2 separate regions of the Mus musculus genome follow, and region 2 is linked to region 1. Evidence: chromatin loops called from intact Hi-C (ENCODE). Cell type or tissue: left cerebral cortex. All regions are shown on one strand.

Region 1 (8,000 bases):
GATCCTAGGAAAATAATTTAGAAACAAAGATGATCAATGCTGGTTTGCGATATGGCTATGAATATCTGGGAAATTCCCCTAGACTAGTCATAACCCCACTCACAGACCGCTGTTACAGGTAAACCCTGCCAAAGACATGGGAGCAGTAACTTACACACACACACACACACACACACACACACACACACACCCTAGGCCAGTGATTGAGTTACAGGTAAGTATTTTTACCTTACATTCTATAAATGGATCCTGTGTCCTTTCCCCAGTCCCTAAGCCTCCTCTCTGCTGCTTTCCTGTTTTCATCTCTGGGGATAAGGGTGTTCTTCGCCTTGGCAGTTGTTGGCACTTTCTGTCCCCCTCCCACCTTTTCCTTCTTTTTCCTTCCAACTCTGGCTTCATTTTGGATCATTTGAGTTATACTATTTTTTCTTCCGCTGAGGTGCTGAATTTGCTAGAGTTCTGTTTCTGTGTTCCATGATTTCCAGACTGTTTACTTCCAGGCTCTAACTACCCATGTTCAAAAGAACCATGTCTGCATCTCTCTCCTGTTCACAGTGCATGTGCCTGGTGGGTATCTCTTTTGAGAGATCATATTTACATTTTATTCCCAGTGGAAATTAACCACTTTCTGCATTAAGTTAGCTTTGCTTCCACGATTGTGCTTCTCAGAAGATTGAAATAAACATACATTATATTTTGATTATTATTATTCTCCGCATAAAGGAGACATTAAATAAAGTATGCCAAACTGCAGTTTTAAATTATACTCTTAGAGAATACTCAGAATTGTGAATGCTTTTGTTGAACATTATGACAAATCACGTTTGACTACAAATTACGATGACTTTCAGGTATAGTGTTAATATCTGTAGACACAAGCTATAAACTCTGGTAGCACAGAGCAAAGATGGAATATATAAGCCTTTTCTGTTTTATATCAAAATGAATATGACTAGGAAACAATATAACACACCATTTCATTATCTGGTAATAACCTTGGAAGAACATAGGCTAAATAAAAACATGCTCTTGTTTTCAGTTTTATAAAATAAAAGACACAGATTGTGTCTTGTCACTCACATGTTTTTCTGTCAGTTGGGAAAGCTAGATTAAAAAACAATTGTAATAGTGTGTACTGAGTGAGATACTAGAGGGAAGCATTAGGTGGCATAGGTGTGTAACCCAGATGGGAACTAAGTTTGCAGGAAAATCACTGAAGAAGCAGTGTGCTAAGGAGGGTCTGAATGGAGACAATGTATTAATTACATGGTAAATGGATTGGATCACAGGGTATGTCAAAGGCTCTCTGTACTTCAGTAGCAAATTTAATCCACTTACATTTAATGTCATTAGCAAAGTACTTGGGCCCATTAAGATAATTGTACTGTATTTTTATTTTCCCAGAGCCTTAGTTTTGATCTTAATTCACTTATTTTAATAGTATTCACTATGGTTAAACATTATTTGAATCATTCTCTTTATCTCTCTTATGTTCTTAAAGGATTTATCTCCTGGTTATTACTGTTCACTATAATGTTATTAGAAGTTACTTATTTATTTATGTTACTTGGGATTTTCTTCTGTTCATGTCTTTCTTCCATTCTGGAAAGTTCTCAGATTTTGCCATTTAAATTTTGGCTCTTCATAATTTTACCTTTCTTTATTTTTTGTCCTTTATCTTTTTAAATGTATATTTGATTTCCATCTCTCTAAGTAATTCCCTTAAATTTACCTCCTAACAAATAATCTTATTTCTTTATGTTTATTCTGATATTTAACCCTTTATTGAGTTTTCAAGAGTGTAAGTTTATTATAGAATTTCAAGTTGCCTCTTTTATAAAAATGGCCTCTTTCTCAGTCAGACACACACACACACACACACACACACACACACACACACATTGAGGGAGAGAGAGAGAGAGAGAGAGAGAGAGAGAGAGAGAGAGAGAGAGAGAGATATTGGTTGGTTGGTTGGTTGATTCTGACTGCTAGGAACCAAATATGGAAGACAGTATGCTGTGGATATAGTGACACTCACTGCTGCTGTACTATGTGTCTGACTCAATAGTGATCTTAATGTCCAGTTTTCACTGTGAGCATAATTTGGTAAGGATGGCTTCCCCATGCTGCCTTTACTGATTTCTGTTGTGGACACAGCCACAGTTTTAGACCAATCTTTAAAGAGGGCTTGAGAGTTTTCTTCAGTTCAGAAAACAAAACAAAACAAAACAAAAAAAAAAAAGGTTGTTTTTTTTTTTTTTCTGTGTTTTGGCTCATATGCAATGAGAAATGGAAATTTAACTCATCCTCTTCTTGAGGAGCAATGCAGGCTTGTTCCACAGACTGCCAAGAGTGGTGAGCTTGTGAGCTTCCTGTCCCTTCTCTGATTAACCTCCTTGACTCTCTGGTGTGTGCTGGAGGAAACGTGATGTCCATTAGAGACAAGGCAGCATTTCAAGCTTCCATAATAGGTCCAAAGAGGTAAATTTATCCCACTTCCCCTTCTTGCTCAATTCTAATGGTTTCATATCTGTGCTGCCAAAAGTATATTTGTGTTTATTTGTATTCAACCAAATAATGTATATCTCTGCAGATTTGCACATAACCATTCCTCAACCATTGAATCCCCCTATTGGTAGCATCTTGCATTCTTTAAATTATGGCTGTGGATTTCAAAATTATTTTCTTCTATGTAATATTCCTATAATCTTATAGTAAGGGTAGGTCTCCATAGAGTCAGCTGGATTCTCCACATTGACCAGAAGTCAGGATTGAATTCCAAAAGTTCTAAATTTGCCATGTATATAAATATGCACATGAATTCTATCTGCCTGCCTGACCATCCGTCTATGCGTTCATCTATGCATCTGCCTATCTACTCATCATCCATCCATCCATCATCCATATTCCATCTGTCTACTTTTAGAAGAAAAATTAATAAAAAATAAATGTGCTGTTAGAGATTTTCTGAGGTGAGCAGTGTGTGTGGGGACACATTATAAAAGTGGGGCTGAGAGTCAGGATTCAATTTACCTTTTCTTTGGCCTACATGTTAATTATTCTGTCCATTCCTTTTACTCTAGGACCTTATTTGGAGCACTTCACCTGCACCTTGGAGGAGCACCTGAGGGCCCAGCTGGCACTGGAAAGACAGAAACAACCAAGGATTTAGCAAAAGCAGTTGCCAAACAGTGTGTCGTTTTCAACTGCTCTGATGGGCTGGATTATTTGGCCTTAGGAAAATTCTTTAAGGTATGGATCAAATAACTCCTCATTTATTTGCATTAAGGTAGCTATCAATGGTGGAAGGGGGTTACAAAGAGAAACAATTGGATGCAAACAGAAGCTTTACTGTGCCTTGTATAGTCTCAACAAGTTCCAAGCACAAGTGAGCTCTGCCATGTTCCAGTCCCTGCTATGGAGGACACAGTATCTGACTACTCCTGATTAGGTCATAAACTTAGAAATATTAGGCTTTTGCCTCAGGATCAGTGGGAGCCATCTTGGTTCCAGGACTCTGCTGAAAGTAGTCTGCACAGGTGAGAGTGTGCACTACAGAAGCTAACAGCTTCTGTGACAGGCTAAAGCAACACAGCTTCTGGGAAAGGTTCTGTTTTGGGCCTTCATCTTCGGCCGGGAGGAGGTCCAAACGCCAGATATCTGTGCACCTTCCCTGTAAGAGGAGAGCTTGCCTGCAGAGAGTGCTCTGACCAGTGAAACTCAGAGGAGAGAGCTAGTCTCCCAGGTCTGCTGATAGAGGGTAACAGAATCACCAGAGGAACAATCTCTAAACAGAGACAACTATAACAACTAACTCCAGAGATTACCAGATGGCGAAAGGTAAACATAAGAATCTTACTAATAGAAACCAAGACCATTCACCATCATCAGAAACCAGCACTCCCACTTCGCCCAGTCCAGGGCACCCCAACACACCCAAAAAGCTAGATCCGGATTTAAAAGCATATCTCATGATAATGGTAGAAGACATCAAGAAGGACTTTAATAACTCACTTAAAGAAATACAGGAGAACACTGCTAAACAGGTAGAATACATTAAAGAGGAAGCACAAAAATCCCTTAAAGAATTGCAGGAAAACACAACCAAACAGGTGATGGAATTGAAAAAAAAAATCCAAGATCTAAAACAATAATAAAAAAAAGAACACAAAGAGAGACAGCTCTGGAGATAGAAACCCTAGGAAAGAAATCAGGAACCATAGATGCGAGCATCAGCAACAGAATACAAGAGATGGAAGAGAGAATCTCAGGTGCAGAAGATTCCATAGAGAACATCGGCACAACAAAGAAAATGGAAAATAAAAAAGATCCTAACTCAAAACATCCAGGAAATCCAGGACACAATGAGAAGACCAAACCTACAATTAATAGTAGATGAGCTTGAAGATTTTCAACTCAAAGGACCGGCAAATATCTTTAATAAAATTATAGAAGAAAGCTTCCCAACCTAAAGAAAGAGATGCCTATGAACATACAAGAAGCCTACAGAACTCCAAATAGACTGGACCAGAAAAGAAATTCCTCCCCACACATAATAATCAGAACAACAAATGCACTAAATAAAGATAGAATACTAAAAGCAGTAAGGGAAAAAGGTCAAGTAACATATAAAGGCAAGCCTATCAGAATTACACCAGATTTTTCACCAGAGACTATGAAAGCCAGAAGAGCCTGGACAGATGTTATACAGACACTAAGAGAACACAAATTCCAGCCCAGGCTACTATACCCAGCCAAACTCTCAATTACCATAGATGGAGAAACCAAAGTATTCCACGACAAAACCAAATTCACACATTATCTTTCCATGAATCCAGCCCTTCAAAGGATAATAACAGAAAAAAAAACCCAATACAAGCACGAAAACCACATCCTAGAAAAAGCAAGAAGGTAATCCCTCAACAAACCAAAAAGAAGACAGCCACAAGAACAGAATGCCAACTTTAACAACAAAAATAACAGGAAGCAACAATTACTTTTCCATAATATCTCTTAATATCAATGGTCTCAACTCCCCAATAAAAAGACATAGACTAACAGACTGGCTACACAAACAGGGCCCAACATTTTGCTGCTTACAGAAAACTCATCTCAGAGAAAAAGATAGAAACTACCTCAGAATGAAAGGCTGGAAAACAATTTTCCAAGCAAATGGTATGAAGAAACAAGCTGGAGTAGCCATTCTAATATCTAAAAAAATCGACATCCAACCCAAAGTCATCAAAAAAGACAAGGAGGGGCACTTCATACTCATCAAAGGTAAAATCCTCCAAGAGGAACTCTCAGTTCTGAATATCTACGCTCCAAATGCAAGGGCAGCCACATTCATTAAAGACACTTTAGTAAAGCTCAAAGCACACATTGCACCTCACACAATAATAGTGGGAGACTTCAACACACCACTTTCACCAATTAACAGATCATGGAAACAAAAACTAAACAGGGACACAGTGAAACTAACAGAAGTGATGGAAGAAATGGACCTGACAGATATCTACAGAATATTTTGTCCTAAAACAAAGGGATTTACCTTCTCAGCACCTCATGGTACCTTCTCCAAAATTGACCACATAATTTGTCACAAAACAAGCCTCAACATATACAAAAATATTGAAATTGTCCCATGCATCCTATCAGATCACCATGGACTAAGGCTGATCTTCAATAACAACATAAATAGTGGAAAGCCAACATTCACGTGTAAAATGAACAACACTCTTCTGAATGATACCTTGGTCAAGGAAGGAATAAAGAAAGAAATTAAAGACTTTTTAGAGTTTAATGAAAATGAAGCCACAACATACCCAAACCTATGGGACACAATGAAAGCATTCCTAAGAGGGAAACTCATAGCTCTGAGTGCCTCCAAGAAGAAACGGGAGAGAGCACATACTAGCAGCTTGACAACACATCTAAAAGCTCTAGAAAAAAAGGAAGAAAATTCACCCAAGAGGAGTAGACAGCAGGAAATAATCAAACTCAGGGGTGAAATCAACCAAGTGGAAACAAGAAGAACTATTCAAAGAATTAACCAAATGAGGAGTTGGTTCTTTGAGAAAATCAACAAGATAGATAAACAAAGCAGTATCTCTGACAAGGGAAGTCGTGTTGCATAGATGGTTATTACAATCCATTATTTTAAAAAATGAAATGAAGTCCACTATAAAGAGTAAGCGCTTGGAAATTGTAGATATACCCCTAGATACCTAAAGACATTCTCAGAGCAAAGGCAATAAATTGGGCAGTTTCCCAGTTGATCCAACTCTTTATTCACCTAGAATAATGAATTGGTTAAAAAAAAAAAAAGAGCTGTCTTTAAAGAAAAAGGTAAATAAGCAATTTCCTTGATGGGAATTAAATCCCTGAGAAGATCAGGTGAAATGCATCATTTCATTGTAATACTCAATCAGATAGAGTTGAAAATGTTTATTATTCTTTCCTCCCAGGGACTGTTATCCTGTGGAGCCTGGGCTTGCTTTGATGAGTTTAACAGAATTGATTTGGAAGTACTTTCTGTGGTTGCTCAACAAATCCTTACCATCCAGAGAGGTAATGAGCTTGTCTGTCTATGGAGCAAGTGAAAACAAAGGAGATGGGGGACAGGCAGCAAGTGGCACAAGCTGAAGCACAGCTAACTCATTGCACTTGTGGTTCCCACAGGTATTAATGCAGGTACAGAGCTCCTAGTGTTTGAAGGAACAGAACTAAAACTTGACCCCACATGTGCTGTCTTCATAACAATGAACCCTGGGTATGCTGGGCGGTCAGAGCTGCCAGACAATCTGAAGGTATGGAGGCTGTAATCATAACATGTTTCTTTTTCACCATTTATGAATGCAAAGGGAAAATGTGATCCCAGGATTGTACATTTAAAAATATGCTTTTAGGCACACCACTTTGGGAAATTATTCTAGAAGATCATGTTTAACGCTTCAAATAGTTCTACAAAATAATACAGGTACAACTCCAAAATTTTATAGTTTTACAATGGTAATGATTATCACAAATAAGAAAAGACAGAAAAATACCCAATATTATTATTGTATTCTGTGTTTTCAGTTTTATATGTAGTTTAAAGGGCTCAAATCTGACCATTGTATATGGGTGGTAGGCTTTTTTTTTTTTTAAGTTAATTCAAAGCCAGGGTGAACATTTTCCCATCTTTGTAAATATGATCTGGACTGTAAGTAGGATCACTGAGTTGTCTTTCTGATGGGAATTTAAGTTGCTTTTAGTTCCTCCATTATAATTAGCACCACTGAAGGCTATTGGTGCTGAAGGCCTTTCTCCATTGGAATAAGTCCCTTAGCTGAATTGCCTTCAACACAGAGTGAAGCCATTGACTTGTCATATAGAGTCTCTCAGTTCCTGTTAACACATGATACTTTTTCTTTTCATTTATAAGGGATAAAACACTGTCCTAGCTGAATAGAGTAAAACTTTCACTTTAAGGGGGTAGCATTTGATATGTAAATGAAGAAAGTATCTAATAAAAATTGAAAAAAAAGTAACTTTTCATAGATTAAATAAAAAGATTTTTTTCTCTGTATATTTGCCCTCTTTATTATATACTTTCAGGGTGGATTGCATGTTTATGGACTGTGTATAAGGAACAATATTCATTGGTGAATAGTACATTAAAAATTATAGATCCAAACTCAAGATTTGCCTTCTACTGGTCACATGTGTGTCACAACAGCAACTCAGGGTCATTCTAACTGCTACCCAATTGCTTTGTACTTCTAAACTTCCCCTTTATGTGCTTATGTGATGAAGCACTTTGCTTTAGCGAAGGAAGGGATGGTTTAAAAATGAGAAGTGAGGGATGAAGAGATTGTTCAGTGGGTAAATGTTCCTGCCTCTGAGCCCAAGCACCTGAGACCAGGACCTGCATGGGAGAAGAGAACTGACTCCCTCACATTGAACTCTGACCTTCACACTCTGACCTCTACATGTGGGCTGTAGCATGCATAACCCTC
Region 2 (8,000 bases), 390 kb after region 1:
GGTCATTGCCTTGTTTGAGTTAATTTTATATCCAGATATTTCATTGAACCTGTTTATCAGGTTTAGGAGTTCTCTGGTGGAATTTTTAGGGTCACTTATATATACTATCATATCACCTGCAAAAAGTGATATTTTGACTTCTTCCTTTCCAATTTGTATCCACTTGATCTCCTTTTGTTGTCTAATTGCTCTGGCTAGGACTTCAAATACAATGTTGAATAGGTAGGGAGAAAGTGGGCAGCCTTGTCTAGTCCCCGATTTTAGTGGGAATGCTTCCAGCTCCTCACCATTTATTTTGATGTTGGCTACTGGTTTGCTGTAGATTGCTTTTATCATGGTTAGGTATGGGCCTTGAATTCCTGATATTTCCAAGATTTGGAAATTTGGATTTTGTCAAATGCTTTCTTCGCATCTAAGGAGATGATCCTGTGGATTTTGTCTTTGAGTTTGTTTATATAGTGGATTACTTTGATGGATTTCCATATATTAAACCGTCCCTGCATCCCTGGAATGAAACCTACTAGGACAGGATGGATGATTGTTTTAATGTGTTCTTGAATTCGGTTAGGGAGAATTTTATAGAGGATTTTTGTATAGATATTCATAAGGGAAATTGATCTGAAGTTGTCTATTTTTGTTAGGTCTTTTTGTGGTTTAGGTATCAGAATAATTGTGGCTTCATAGAATGAATTGGGTAGAGTACCTTCTCTTTCTATTTTGTGGAATAGTTTGAGAAGAGTTGGAATTAAGTCTTCTTTGAAGGTCTGATAGAACTCTGAACTAAACCCATCTGGTCCTGGGCTTTTTTTTGTTTGGGAGATGATTAATGACTGCTTCTATTTCTTTAGGGGATATAGGACTGTTTAGATTATTAACCTGATCTTGATTGAACTTTGGTACCTGATCTGACTAGAAACTTGTCCATTTCATCCAGGTTCTGCAGTTTTGTTGAGTATAGCCTTTTGTAGAAGGATCTGATGGTGTTTTGGATTTCTTCAGGATCTGTTATTATATCTCCCTTTTTATTTCTGGTTTTGTTGATTAGAATGCTGTCCCTGTGCCCTCTAGTGAGTCTGGCAAAGGGTTTATCTATCTTGTTGATTTTTTTTAAAGAATCAGCTCCTCATTTGGTTGATTCTTTGAATAGTTCTTCTTGTTTCCACCTGGCTGATTTTGCCCCTAAGTTTGATTATTTCCTGCTGTCTACTCCTCTTGGGTGAATTTGCTTCGTTTTGTTCTAGAGCTTTTAGGTGTGTTGTCAAGCTCCTAGTGTTTGTTCTCTCTAGTTTCTTTTTGGAGGCACCCAGAGCTATGAGTTTTCCTCTTAGAAATGCTTTCATTGTGTCCCATAAGTTTGGGTATGTTGTGGCTTCATTTTCATTAAACTCTAAAAAGTCTTTAATTTCTTTCTTTATTCCTTCCTTGACCAAGGTATCATTGAGAAGAGTGGTGTTCAGTTTCCACGTGAATGTTGGCTTTCCATTATTTATGTTGTTATTGAAGATCAGTCTTAGGCCATGGTGGTCTGATAGGATACATGGGACAATTTCAATATTTTTGTATCTGTTGAGGCCTGTTTTGTGACCAATTATATGGACAGTTTTGGAGAAGGTACCATGAGGTGCTGAGAAAAAGGTTTTGTTTAAGGATAAAATGTTCTGTAGATACCTGTTAAATCCATTTGTCTCATAACTTCTGTTAGTTTCACTGTGTCCCTGTTTAGTTTCTGTTTCCACGATCTGTCCATTGATGAAAGTGTTGTGTTAAAGTCTCCCAGTATTATTGTGTGAGGTGCAATGTGTGCTTTGAGCTTTACTAAAGTGTCTTTAATGAATGTGACGGCCCTTGCATTTGGAGCATAGATATTCAGAATTGAGAGTTCCTCTTAGAGGATTTTACCATTGATGAGTATGATGTGGCCCTCCTTGTCTTATTTGATAACTTTGGGTTGGAAGTCGATTTTATTCGATATTAGAATGGCTACTCCATCTTGTTTCTTCAGACCATTTGCTTGGAAAATTGTTTTCCAGCCTTTTATTCTGAGTTAGTGTCTGATTTTTTTTCCCTGAGATGGGTTTCCTGTAAGCAGCAAAATGTTGGGTCGTGTTTGTGTAGCCAGTCTGTTAGTCTATGTCTTTTTATTGGGGAATTGATTCCATTGATATTAAGAGATATTAAGGAAAAGTAATTGTTGCTTCCTATTATTTTTGTTGTTAGAGTTGGCATTCTGATCTTGTTTCTGTCTTGGGTTTGTTGATGTATTACTTTTTGCTTTTTCTAGGGTGTGGTTTCTGTCCTTATATTGTTTTTTTTTTTTTTTTTCTTATCATCCTTTGAAGGGCTTGATTTGTGGAAAGATAATGTGTGAATTTGGTTTTGTCATGGAATACTTTGGTTTCTCCATCTATGGTAATTGTGAGTTTGGCTGTGAATAGTAGCCTGGGCAGGCATTTTTGTTCTCTAAGTGTCTGTATAACATCTGTCCAGGATCTTCTGGCTTTCATAATCTCTGGTGAAAAGTCTGGTGTAATTCTGATAGTCCTGCCTTTATATGTTACTTGGCCATTTTCCCTTACTGCTTTTAATACTTTATCTTTATTTAGTGCATTTGTTGTTCTGATTATTATGTGTCGGGAGGAATTTCTTTTCTGGTCCAGTCTATTTGGAGTTCTCTAGGCTTCTTGTATGTTCATGGGCATCTCTTTCTTTAAGTTTGGGAAGTTTTCTTCTATAATTTTGTTGAAGATATTTGCTGGTCCTTTAAGTTGTAAATCTTCATTCTCATCTATACCTATTATTTTTAGGTTTGGTCTTCTCATTGTGTCCTGGATTTCCTGGATGTTTTGAGTTAGGATCTTTTTGCATTTTGCATTTTCTTTGATTATTGTGCCGATGTTCTCCATGGGATCTTCTGCACCTGAGATTCTCTTTTCCATCTCTTGTATTCTGTTGCTGATGCTCACATCTATGGTTCCAGATTTCTTTCCTAGGGTTTCTATCTCCAGCATTGCTTCACTTTGGGTTTTCTTTATTGTGTCTACTTCCCTTTTTAGGTCTTGGATGGTTTTATTCAATTCCATCACCTGTTTGGTTGTGTTTTCCTGCAATTCTTTAAGGGATTTTTGTGCTTCCTCTTTAATGTCTTCTACCTGTTTAGCAATGTTCTCCTGTATTTCTTTAAGTGAGTTATTAAGGTTCTTCTTAATGTCCTCTACCATCATCATGAGATATGCTTTTAAATCCAGGTCTAGCTTTTCGGGTGTGTTGGGGTGATCTGGACTGGGAAAAGTGGGAGTGCTGGGTTCTGATGATGGTGAGTGGTATTGGTTTCTGTTAGTAAGATTCTTACATTTACCTTTCGCCATCTGGTAGTCTCTGGTGTTAGTTGTTATAGTTGTCTCTGTTTAGAGATTGTTCCTCTGGTGATTCTGTTACCCTCTATCAGCAGACTTGGGAGACCAGCTCTCTCCTCTGATTTTTGTGGTCAGTGTGCTCTCTGCAGGCAAGATCTCCTCTTGCAGGGAAGGTGCACAGATATCTGGCATTCGGACCTGCCTCCTGGCAGAAGATGAAGCCCTGAAACAGGGCCTGTCCCAGAAGCTGTTAGCTTCTGTAGTCCATACTCTCACCTGCACAGACTAGTCTCGGAGGGATCCAGGAACCAAGATGGCTTCCCCAGGTGCTCTAGCAAAGCCCTCCTGGGTGGGGATGACACCTCTCCTCTGGCAGGGAAGATGCCCGGATGTTTGGAGCCCGAAACGGGGTCTGCCTCAGAAGCTGTCCTCTAGGAACCTTGGGGCTTGTCCACTGCCTCTGCACCCAAGGTGACCCAGTGCTGGAGCAGACTGGAAGGGACTTGTGACCCTAGTCAGGCCAGGTTTTCTGCTTCCCTAATGCTATTTCAGGTCCTGTGCGATTTGGAATGGAACAGAAGTTGTGTCCTACTCACAGGTGGTCCTAAGATCGCATGGAGAATCCTCTAGGGACCTTGGGGGGGGGGGAGGAGGGTGTCTGCCGACTCCACGCCCATGGTGACCCTGTGCTGACACCGACAGGAAGGGACCTCATTTCTGTCTTTAAGCCAACTTTGAGAAAGAGCTCTCTTCCCCATTTTAAAGAATAGAGATTAAACACATGATATATGATAGATGGGTAGAAGGGAGTAGAGGGCAGGATAGAAGTCAGCATGTCACACCAGGGGCCTTTGCTTTGTGCAAGCAATCTGTCACTGTGTCTTTTTATGTGTGAGTTATCTTCTAGGCATGTAAGGATACCTTTCTGTGGTTTTAGTCCATATGCAAATTCGTTCAGACCATTTGGAAGTTTGTATTTAAATCAGAGCCATTGTGCTAACCTGTCTAAGTAGAATTGACCTCAAAAAGTTAAAACAGCTTTATCATATCTAATTAAAAATGTGTATTGCCTCAAATACTGAAACTTTTAGTTTGTATTTTTTACTTTCAACTTTAATATGTTCCACCAGCAAGGTGTATACAAATATTTCACAATGCACACAGCTTTGCAATATAAAACATATCTGTTCTAAGCATTTCAGGTGGGAGATGGTCAGCTGATTGGCTGTACCTAAATGGTTTAGTTTTTGGGTTTTTGGGTTTTTTTTTTTTTTTGCTTTGGGTTTTTGGAGAGGGAGCTTATTTGTTGTTGATCAGACACTATATTTACTGAACCAAATCTAGTTATTCTAAAAGTTGAACATCATAACTTTCAAATATCAGACCTAAGTTAATCAAATTATAGTAAACTACCAGTGTTCAAACCAAACAATTATTGATAATTTGTGAAAGAAAAAATTCACTTTTATTAACAGTAATTTTTTTTCAAACACGACAAACATTTTCTTCCAGATGGTGGCGCTCAAAGAACACTATTTTCAATTTTTGATTTAGGATCATAACAGTACTAGTCCACACTGCATGACTTGCACATTTAAAAATTATGTCCTGAGTTTGTTAGTATTTGTGTGTGTGAGGGCGTGGGAGGAGAGGGAGACAGAGACAAAGGAGGGAGAGGGGGAGTATTAAATATCTATTTGAAACACAAAATCTTCTGAAACTTGCAATGAAATGCCTTTAAAAATTGGAGATTCCTTAATCTTTCATTGCACATGTGCTATACTTTTGTTTTATTGATGAAACAGGTATTAATGATAGTTATTTTTCTTTGCTAAATTATTGTGCTTCTGTAATATCATCACAATTCAACACAAAGCAAACCATGCTGTCTTTTCAGCAGTGTTCTAATTACTAAACAAAAGCCCTGAATGGTGGCATAAGAGATGCTGTATGATGGAACAGATGAGGCAGAAGTGCAAGGCCCATGAGGAGCTCCAGGATAGCTGCACAGTAAATTTGAGGCCAGAAATAAAAAAGAAAAAAAGCCAAAACCACACTAACAAAAAACAAGTGCTACTCTTGGAAAGAAAGAGAGGGCATAGGAACAGCTGAACAGGTGGGGACAGGATCCTTCTGGTCTCCATCTACTCCAGGAATTAAGGCTATCCTACAGCCCTCTGCACCCAAATTCTACCCAGGTCTCTCTAGGAGTGCTGAAACACTTAAGATCACAGGCTCACAGAACCACAGGAGGGACAAGCTTCAGTAAGAGACAGCAAGACCAACTAACACCAGAGGTAAGCAGATGGTAAGAGGCAAGTACAAGAACCTAAGCAACAGAAACCAAGGATATTTAGTATCATTAGAACCCAGTTCTTTCACCACAGCAAGTCCTGGATACAACAACACACAGGAAATGCAAGATACAAATTTGAAAGCACATCTCATCATGATGATAGAGGACTTTAAGAAAGACATAAATAACTCCCTTAAAGAAATACAGAAGAACACAGGTAAATAGGTAGAAGCCCTTAAAAAGGAAACATAAAAATCCCTTAAAGAATTATAGGAAAAAACAATCAAACAGATGATGGAATTGAACAAAATCACCCAGGATTTAGAAATGGAAATAAAAACAATTAAAAAATCACAAAGGGAGACAACTCTGGAGATCAGGAGTCATAGATGCAAGCATCACCAACAGAATACAAGAGATAGAAGAATTTCAGGTACAGAAGATACCTTAGAAAACATTGACAGAACAGTCAAAGAAAATGAAAAATGCAAAAAGCTCCTAATCCAAAACATCCAGGAAATCAGGACACAATGAGAAGACCAAACCTAAGGATAACAGGTAGAAAAGCGAGTGAAGATTCCCAACTTAAAGGGCCAGTAAATATCTTCATCAAAAGTATAGAAGAAATCTTCCCTAACCTAAAGAAAGAGATGCCCATAAACATACAAGAAGCCTACCAAACTCCAAATAAACTAGACCAGAAAAGAAATTTCTCTCATCACATAATAATCAAAACATCAAATGCACAAAACCAAGAGTATTAAAAGCAGTAAGAGAAAAGGTCAAATAACATATAAAGGCAGACCTATCAGAATTACACCAGACATCTCACCAAGAGACTCTAAAATCCAGAAGGTCCTGGGAAGATGTCACACAGACCATAAGAGAACACAAATACCAGCCCAGGCTACTATACCCAACAAAACTCTCAATTACCATAGATAGAGAAACCAAGATTTTCCATGACAAAACAAAACTTATACTATATCTTTTCACAAATTCTACCCTACAAAGGATAATAGATGAAAACTCCAACACAAGGAGTGAAACTACACCTTAGAAAAAACATGAAAGTAATCTTCTATCAACAAATCCAAAAGAAGATAGCCACATACACATAATTCTTTCTCTAACAACGAAAATAACAGGAAGCAACAGTCACTTGTCCTTAATATCTCTTAACATCAATGGACTCAATTCCCCAATAAAAAGACATAGACTAATAGACTAGATATGTAAACAGGACCCAGCATTTTGCTGCGTACAGGAAATGCACCTCAGTGACAAAGACAGACACTACCTCAGAGTAAAAGGCTGGAAAATAATTTTTCCAAGCAAATAGTCCCAAATAACAAGCTGGAGTAGCTATTCTAATATTGAATAAAATCAACTTCCAACCAAATATTACCAAAAAAAAAAAAAAAAAGTAAGAAAGGCCACTTTATACCCATCAAAAGAAAAATCTACCAATATGTACTCTCAATTCTGAACATCTATGCTCCAAATGAAAGGGCACCTGTGGGGAATTGCAGGCTGGTCTCCAGTTGAGCTGAGGTCTGAACCCTAGGAATGGTGATAATTCACCTTCATGACACGGTAGGTATTCCCTTATGCTCCTGGAACTCTGGCTCCTGCCTAAGTTACTGCCCCACACAGTCCCCCCACAAGAGAAGCATGGCTATAAGTCACAGAGGCAATGGCCCGAGCTTCTGACCTTCATGCTAAACTCCTCCCCAGTTACCTAGCAACAGTAAAGACCATAAAAAGGGCTGTTTAGTCTCTGTTTGCTCTCTTACTTGTCTCTCTCTTACTTCTTACCCCTCACTCTCACCCTCTCTTCCCTCTCTTTGTCTTCTCTCCTCTCTCCTTTCTCTTTGTCTTCTCCTCTCCCCTCCTTTCTCCCTCTTACTCTCTTTCTCTCTAGCCTCCCCCTTCTCTCTTTCTACCTTCTCTCTTTCTACCTTCTCTCTTTCTCCCTGCCTTTCTACAATAAAGCTCTAAAACCATAGAGAATCTCTGTTCAACAAGATCCCCTGCTCTCGACAGCAGCAGCGGTCGCCATCTTGGTCCGGGACCCGCCGAACTTAGGAAATTAGTCTGAACAGGTGAGAGGGTGCGCCAGAGAACCTGACAGCCTCTGGAACAGGCAGAAGCACAGAGGGGCTGAGGCAGCACCCTGTGTGGGCCGGGAACAGCCGGCCACCTTCCGGACCGGAGGGCAGGTGCCCGCCCGGCTGGGGAGGCGGCCTAAGCCACAGCAGCAGCGGTCGCCATCTTGGTCCCGGGACTCCAAGGAACTTATGAATTTAGTCTGCTTAGGTGAGAGTCTGTACCACCTGGGAACTGCAAAG

Evidence for each region. Peaks named below come from ENCODE experiments on the same cell type or tissue, not always from the same donor. Only the 100,000 strongest peaks of a DNase experiment are listed, where the experiment ranks them.
Region 2: it touches region 1 in a loop (13-fold over the local background); 2 of 42 quality-filtered maps call a loop at or near these places.

The regions. Positions count from the first base shown.
Region 1 is chr1:46,188,568-46,196,567 of GRCm38, forward strand. Dnah7b (dynein, axonemal, heavy chain 7B) reads left to right here. Exons shown (of 65, transcript NM_001368717.1): 24 at 9-118; 25 at 3,084-3,252; 26 at 6,468-6,570; 27 at 6,682-6,809. Among named protein-coding and RNA genes, the nearest start is that of Gm31046, 40 kb to the right of the region's middle. In left cerebral cortex, no CTCF peak of the experiment used is centred here; a DNase peak (open chromatin) is centred at 408.
Region 2 is chr1:46,575,671-46,583,670 of GRCm38, forward strand. All of the region lies in intron 19 of Dnah7c (dynein, axonemal, heavy chain 7C), which reads left to right. Among named protein-coding and RNA genes, the nearest start is that of Dnah7c, 150 kb to the left of the region's middle. In left cerebral cortex, a CTCF peak has its summit at 4,851 (motif pointing right); a DNase peak (open chromatin) is centred at 4,899.